Linked DNA regions of Homo sapiens: region 2 is linked to region 1. A link is a loop called in an ENCODE intact Hi-C map of the cell type or tissue named here. Cell type or tissue: dorsolateral prefrontal cortex. All regions are shown on one strand.

Region 1 (4,000 bases):
AAGGAAACTACCATTAATGGAATGTCAATTTTGTGCTAGACATTTCCATGTGTGTCGTATGCTTTAATTCTCCCAGAAACTGTACAAAGTAGATGTTATTATTCCGATTTTTATAAATGAGGAAACATAGCTCAGAAAGATTAGGTAACTTGCCCAAGGTCACACAAGTATTTAGTGGCAAAACTCAGATTTGAATCCAGGTCTGATCCCAAAGTTGATTCACCTTCCAGCAAACACTGTCTCCAAGCCAAAAAAGGAATCACAACTGTTCATCAAACGTTCACTTTCCTCCCCACCTCCGTGTGAGTGGAGTAGACCTCCCCACCCATTGCTGTAGGACATGAACATGTGACTGGCTCTGGCCAACTGGATATGACATGAGTGGGGGCCTTAAATGTGGCACATAGCGGGCCTCAGCTCAAGCTCATGCATTCACCACAATACGAATATACCCTGGATTGCTGGAAGCGGTGGCTCACACCTGTGATCCCAGCACTTTGGGAGGCCGAGGCAGGCGGATCACTAAAGGTAAGAGACCAGCCTGGTCAAAATGATGAAACTCCATCTCTACTAAAAATACAAAATTAGCTGGGCATCATGGCGGATGCCTGTAATCCCAGCTACTCGGGAGGCTGAGGCAGGACAATCGCTTGAACCCAGGAGGTGGAGGTTGCAGTGAGCAGAGATCGTACCACTGAACTCCAGCCTGGGCAACAGAGACTCCATCTCAAAAAAAAAAAAAAATTAGCACTAGTTAAAGGAGAGTCCATTCCATGTTAATCAAACTGCAGGTGACATGTAGACCTGTGATCAAGAAATAATGGCTGACATATTTCCACATTTGATGAAAACTGTAAACCAACAGGTACAAGAAGCTCAGCAAACCTCAAGTGCAAGATATATGCCATCAGGTGGCGAGAAGACTCAGTGGCATGTTTTGCTCTTGAAAAGGTGAGAAGCTTCAGAAGGCAAACGGAAATAGAAGGGAGGAACCAGGGAGGATATATGTCAGTCCTTCCTCACCCTCCAGAGAGTCAGTGGCATCTGTTAAAATCACACCTACAGACTGTCAGAGGATGGTGCGGAGATGAATCGAATTTTAGAATAGACAGTCTAGAATAGAATTTTCTTCCAGACTAATGTGGGGAAACCAGACACCATGTAGGCAGGCACAGGATCCCAGAGGGTGATGGGAATAGAAGAGTATGCCTCCTGCTCTAGAAGTTCACAGAAATTGGGCAAAAGGGTCTTTAGACACCACCAAGCCACAGAATCAAGGTTCGAGGCAATTTCACTTGATCCCTAGTGGGCAGGCACCACCATCACATCAGAGCCACCTCTGCACAAGTGCTCAGAGGGCTCCTGACTCAGCAGGTGCTATGAACCTGAGTCTGCTTCCTGTCCTCTGCCTTCATATTCTTTATAGTCAAAGAAGAATGACCACGAACTCCTGAAGGACAATATAAGAAAAACGTAAAATGTAATGCACTACCTAATGCACCACCTAAGCGGCTCACGTTGTCAGAGTCAAAACACTGGAAAAGCTTTCCATCACCTGGAAAGAGCAGTCCTGGAAAAACAAACACAGAAAAAACTTTCGGGAGAAATCCCTCCAAGGAATTAATGTACCTATAGGAATCTAAAGCAAGCACAGAATAAATAAATACTTTTACATGATGATACATCTATTTTTGCCTTTACAATGAAGCAACAAAGGAGATAAAATTGCTCTCAGCCTACAACTACTTTTTGTTTTCCTCAGAAGAAGCATTGATATAAGGAACTATCCTAAAATATGAGGCCTAAAAGTTGATAATAATTCATATATAACTAATTTATTTGCAGACACCCTTACAATTTATTTATCAAACTCATTATAAGAAATGAAGATTCATACAAATATCTACTTACCAATGAGTATCAAACATCAAAATTAAATGAAATCAGAACTTGTAGCAATGCATCTATCTGTTTATCTAGGCTTTAGTAATTTAGGTTAGAGCAGTCCAAAGTACTTTGAAAACTTTCAAAAACAATTATAGCTTTTTAAATCTCCAGTTGATAATTGATAATGAGGCGGGGGAATAGGGTCTGGAGGCAGGGAACCTAAGGCCGATTCACAGTGACTTCCTAGAACTAAATCAAAAGGAAACCCCAACTTTCCAAACCTAAGTAACAGAAGAACCAGAGGTACTCCCTTTGCAAACCCCACCCTCACACACCTTTTTTGCCTGGCGGATGGAAAATTGAAAGTACTTCTGACTGGTTGCTTTCCACAATCAATCAAACGTTTGCATAAGGTGTAAACTTTGCAACTTCATGTCAGCTTCTGACTGGTTTCTTTCCACAACCAATCAGACTGACTGCAGGCCACTACTTCATTTGCATGGGGTGTACATCAAGCGGCCAATGAGAAACCTCTAGAGGGTGTTTAAACACCAGAAAATTCTGTAACTGGGCTCTGGAGCCCCTATGCTCAGCCAGCTCACATCCTGTGGAGGGTACTTTCGTTTTCAATAAATCCCTGCTTTTGTTGCTTCATTTTTCCCTTGCTTTGTTTGTGAGTTTTGTCCAATTCTTTCTTCAAAATGCCAAGGACCTGGACGCCCTCCACCAGTAACAATAATATTATTGTTTCAAAATGTTTAAGGCTTTAATACACCAAAAAGCAAAGCTGCAGTAAGCAAACTGCTGATACAGCTCAATCTTTTTTCTTTCAAAGTATATCACTGGAGCTAACCAAATTATGTCAATAAACCAAAGAAGAGAGAAGAAAAATGTATTTGGAGCAAAACCCAAAAAGCTTAGAATGTCAGTAAATACTATGAGAAAAATAGTGTGCCTTGAATGAGACAGCACAGAAACCAAGCACACATGTGCACTCCCCTTAGAAGAGTCAGTCCAGCAAGCAACATTCAAGATGAACGTTTATTTGGATAACGTGAAGCCCATTCTTCACATCTATGATAAATATAAGGGTAGGTGGAAAAACAAATCATGGTCAAATGGTCATGACCAACCTCAGACTAGAAAGAGAAAGAGCCCTGAAGCACAGCAGATGGTCCAGGAGCAAGTGTCATATAGAAGAATATAATATATTACAAAGGGTAGCACAGAGGTCAGTGGAGAAAGGGTGCATGAGTGGTGTGAAGGCAGTTGTTACATATTTTAGGGAAAATCCATTTATATTCCCACATCACACCATACTTCAAAATAAATCTAGAAGGACCAAAACAATTTTTGCTTTTGTTTTAAACTCAGGCAATAAAGAACCAAAAGGAGAAGAAATACAGTTACGAAGGAACTGCAGGATTTATAGATTACAGTTACTGTGCAAATTTTATGGTTGCCTATAAAAAACAGCCAAAATGAAAAGGAACACAATGACCAACATAAATTATCCATATGTAATACACCAAAGACTGTTCACACAATGTGATAAGAAACACAAGACCCCCGCAAGTAAAAGGGTAATAGACAAACAGGCAGTTTACAAAAGAAGTTAACAAATCCAAAAATGTTCAACTTCACTACTGTTTAATACTAATTGACACGAATTTCTTCATCAAAGAAATTCAGATGGAAACAATGAGATACTATTTTTATGCTAATTCAGGTTCTGTGAAATGGGTGTGAATTATATTGTCTTAAAGTATTTTTTGGAAAGCAATTCAACATGAGAGATTACCCCACAATGTTCAAACATTTTGATTCAGTATTTTCACTATCAGAAATTTATGTTTTAAAAAATCTAAACTACAGGAGTAAATACACCACACAACACATATACACCATGGAATACTATGCAGCCATAAAAAAGGATGAGTTCCTGTCCTTTGTAGGGACATGGATGAAGCTGGAAACCATCATTCCCAGCAAACTATTGCAAGGACTAAAAACCAAACACCGCATGTTCTCACTCATAGGGAACTGAATAGGGAATTGAACAATGAGAACACTTGGACACAGGAAGGGGAACATCACACACAGGGGCCTGTCG
Region 2 (4,000 bases), 92 kb before region 1:
TGTAAATCCCACACAGGGAATCTTTGAATGTAGGTGCAACAGCTTTATAGATATTACAGTTGTGCAAATGGCCAAGTGCCAAAACTTAAATGTCTGCCTTTCAAACTGAAACACCTGCAGGCTCCATAGAACAAAATGAAAGCAGGGCCACAAAACAGCTGGCCAAATCGCATGTCAGTAAGATCATTCATAAACCCATGAGAGTATGTTACTAAGTGTAAATTACATGGTGGCTCTTGCCTGTAATCCCAGCACTTTGGAAGAGCGAGGCAGGTGGATCACAAGGTCAAGAGTTCAAGACCAGCTTGGCCAATATGGTGAAACCCCATCTCTACTAAAAATACAAAAAAATTAGTCAGGCATGGTGGTGCGTGCCTGTAATCACAGCTACTCGGGAGGCTGAGGCAGGAGAATTGCTTGAACCCGGGAGACAGAGGTTGCAGTGAACAGAGATCACACCATTGCACTCCAGCCTGGGCAACAGAGCAAGACTCCATCTCAAGAAAAAAAAAATTACATCTCACAGTTTTTCAATCTAAACTTGTAGAAAATAAAACTCTATTCTCAATTTAAGTTTAAATTAATATATTTCAATTAAAAGGCTGAGCATTTAAACTGGTATAGTAGATAAGTATATGCCAGCATGGAACAATGTTCATGGATAGGTGGTTGAAAAATGCAGGTACAAAACAGGATGTTCAGTTTCATTTAATTATGATAAAAACAAAAACAAAGAACAAAGGGTCTGGATATCTATATACAGAAAGTAAGAAGATCTGGCCAGATAACCATGAGATGATGAGGTGGATGATAACTATTGCTTCTTTCTTTTTCACTTATCTACATTTTCTAATCTTTCTATACATTGAATATATACATATGTAGGTTTTGTGATAACTGTTTTAAATTTTTAATTAAAAAGCTTTTCTATCAGTGTACAGTTTTGTGTTCATTGCTATTATATTTAAAAGCAACAAAATGTCATGACTTGACAGCACCCCTAGCCTCTCTGCACCAAATATTCCTTGTCAGCTAAATGGTGAGCTGAATAGCCACCTCACAGGTCACTCTAAGTTTTAGATGAGATATTTGATGATAGCAAATGCTTTACTCAGAACCTAGTATATGATGAGGGTGCACTGCATACTAGATTAGGGAGCTTGCCATGGTCCTTCAGGAGTAAATGACAGAGCTGGAGCACCAATCCAGGCTATCTGGCCACAAAGCTATGTGCAGAACCCGGAGAAGGACGGACAACACAGGAAGCCTTGATGGGATGCTGTAAAAGACATTATGATAACGACAATGATGATGGGTGATGATGTAGACTCTCCAGTGGTGCAGACCAATTTTCCCAAATTATTTCAATGCTTTTCAAATCAACCAGCAAATAAAGAGCTTTAAATTCTAGGTTCATTACATAGCTAAATCAGTTTTATTGTGTATATGACTTGGGGAAGAGTTAATCTTTTTGAAAGAGCTAAGATAAAATTATCGAGTCCATTTTGCATCTTGTAATGAAGAGTTGCTAGGGCAACCTCTTTGCTCAATACCTCATTTCCAAGGTGACCGATTTGAGGCTGGTCCGGGAAACACTGAAAACCAAAACAGCATTGTGTTCCAGAAGAAGAAAGAGCCCATACATAAGTGATGAATGAAACAAAGAGCTGGGGACAAAGCCAGACACTGCTTTACAACTCTATGCAGACAGATGTGGCCGTGCACAGAACACAGGAGGAGGACGCAATTAAGATTCTCAGTGAAGTAAGACTCTAGTGTGTTTCCTTTTCAACTCCATTCTACTTTTTGTCTGCTTTTTCATAAAAGTCCAAACATCAAAAAGGTATACATCCCATGAGGTGGGAGATATTTGAGATTATTATTTTGTTATTCTTTCCATTTATAGCTGAGGGTGTCTTCCAGTCAGAGAAAATATTAGGGAATCAAAGATACAAAAGTGCTTTGGATGTGAGACTGGAGATCACTGCAGTATATGCCTGTCATCAGAGTGATTCTTACTATGAATAAGGGAGGGCAAGTGTGCTGTGCAGTGCCTACCTACGTGCAGGCTGTCTTGAGAACTCACAATGCCACAGAAGGCACCAAGCACAAGTGCCCATGGGATGTGCTTGAGAACTGTTCATCCCCTCCCCTGGGCTTTGTGTTCTAGAGGCAGACGACTAGGATGCCCCCCTGAAGAACAAGACCCTCACTACTCATTCTTTATTTTTCCCCTGCTTGATATTCCAGGCTGGAGTCTGGAGAATCACTCTTGGCATTTTTCTCTCTCTCAGCCCCACATCGTTGACTTGACTTTATAAAGAGCTTTGGGTACATCCGCAGTGTTTCAGCCACACAGCCTACTGGTTCCAGCCACCCAGCCCTGCCTCCTGACTGCCCCCATCTCCCCAACTGCCTCCTGACTGCCCGCCTCTCCAACTATTCTCTGTGTGCCAGCTCAAACCCCAAATTAATTTCTCCTCTGCTAACAACCCCTCCATTCCCCTCAGGATGAAGTTCAAAATCCTTAATTCAATCAAGGCCCTTCCTTCACCAGCTTTATCACCTTCTCCACTCACACTAAACTTCTCTGGAATGACAAACATTCTCTGTTCCTTAGGATTCCCCAAGCTCCCCCACTGCCTGGGGCTCTCTTCCCATCTCTCCACCTTCATAACTCCTTCTCTTCCCCTGGGTCTGAACTCCGATGCCACTAGCTAAGGCAAGCCTTCTGTGGCCACTGAAGCCAGGTGAGGGACATCTCCTGCATCTTCACTCAGCACTTCCCACTCGTCACATTTAACTAGAACTTCTCTCATTTTCATTGCTACTTCCTCCTGAGACTGTCGGTTGTGCTTGGGTAGGAATGTTGGCTTTCCTGTTTGGCACTGTATTCTAGAGCCCAACACAGGCATATACAATAGGCATAAATTTGTTGAATATTTTTATAATAAAAGTCAACATTTTAAGTGCCTGCTAAGTACTTTACACTGTATGCATTACTTCTTTTAATTCCATAACAACCTCAGAGTAGGCATATTATTATTCACAGAGTATGGATATATCACATACATCTCAGAGAAAAAAATTTCTAACTGTTGGACTGAATATTAAGTTTGCTTCTTCAGCATATGAACCAATGAGGAAAGAATAGGCTGAATAAAGATCTTATGTCTGCATCCTACTTTCAGGGTTTTCAAAGCATTTCTACACACCAAGGACCAATGATTATCAAGTATTACACAGAGTTCTTCTTAGGAAGAGAGTACTACTTTACTCTGTCTGTGGGGATACATGCTAGTGAAAATGTACAGTGAATTTGGGGGATGATTTGAATTATCAAAATTTAAAATGCACATACCCTTTGGGTCCAGCCATCTGACTTGAGGGAATTTCTTCCAAAGCCAGACTTATACATGTGCCCAAAAATCTACGTGCAAAGATACCTGTTACAGGAATGTTTGTAAGAGGGGAAGGAAGAACACAATGTAAATATCCATTAATAATGGGGAAGAACCTTGCAACTATAGGCATGAGACCATCTACCTGTATGGAAAGGGCTCTAAGACAAAATGTTTAAAATAGTTTTTAAAATAGTAAATGTATATGGTATTGTCTTATTCATGTTTATTAAAGTTCTTATGTGTCTCTGTATAAATACGTTATGTGTGCACATACTTACATATGCATATGTAGAAAAAGGATTGGAAGGAAATTCACCAAACTATTCAACGTGTTTCCTTCATGGATAGGCGTAGTGGTGAGAGAAGCCTCCTCTGAAGACTTAAGTATGGCTTAAATCTCATATACTGAGAATTATTCATATATTACTTATCAGATAAAAATAAAGCAGTTAATTAAAAATTAAGTTCCCATTACATTTACATCATTTTGTCATTTGCTTTCAGGTCTGTTTCACTTTCTTTCTTTTTTTTTTTTTAGATGAAGTCTCGCTCTGTTGCCAGGCTGGGGTGCAGTAGCGTGATCTCAGCTCACTGCA

What was found. Hi-C counts contacts between places; a loop is a spot of excess contacts. Peaks named below come from ENCODE experiments on the same cell type or tissue, not always from the same donor. Only the 100,000 strongest peaks of a DNase experiment are listed, where the experiment ranks them.
Region 2: it touches region 1 in a loop (4-fold over the local background); 4 of 110 quality-filtered maps call a loop at or near these places.

What each region holds. Positions count from the first base shown.
Region 1 is chr2:98,147,864-98,151,863 of GRCh38, reverse strand. The region is part of intron 7 of VWA3B (von Willebrand factor A domain containing 3B); the gene reads right to left. Among named protein-coding and RNA genes, the nearest start is that of VWA3B, 63 kb to the right of the region's middle. In dorsolateral prefrontal cortex, a CTCF peak has its summit at 2,450; no DNase peak of the experiment used is centred here; H3K4me3 peaks cover 1,388 bases; H3K27ac peaks cover 1,220 bases.
Region 2 is chr2:98,239,852-98,243,851 of GRCh38, reverse strand. All of the region lies in intron 19 of VWA3B (von Willebrand factor A domain containing 3B), which reads right to left. Among named protein-coding and RNA genes, the nearest start is that of CNGA3, 100 kb to the left of the region's middle. In dorsolateral prefrontal cortex, no CTCF peak of the experiment used is centred here; a DNase peak (open chromatin) is centred at 1,661; H3K4me3 peaks cover 1,413 bases; H3K27ac peaks cover 1,398 bases.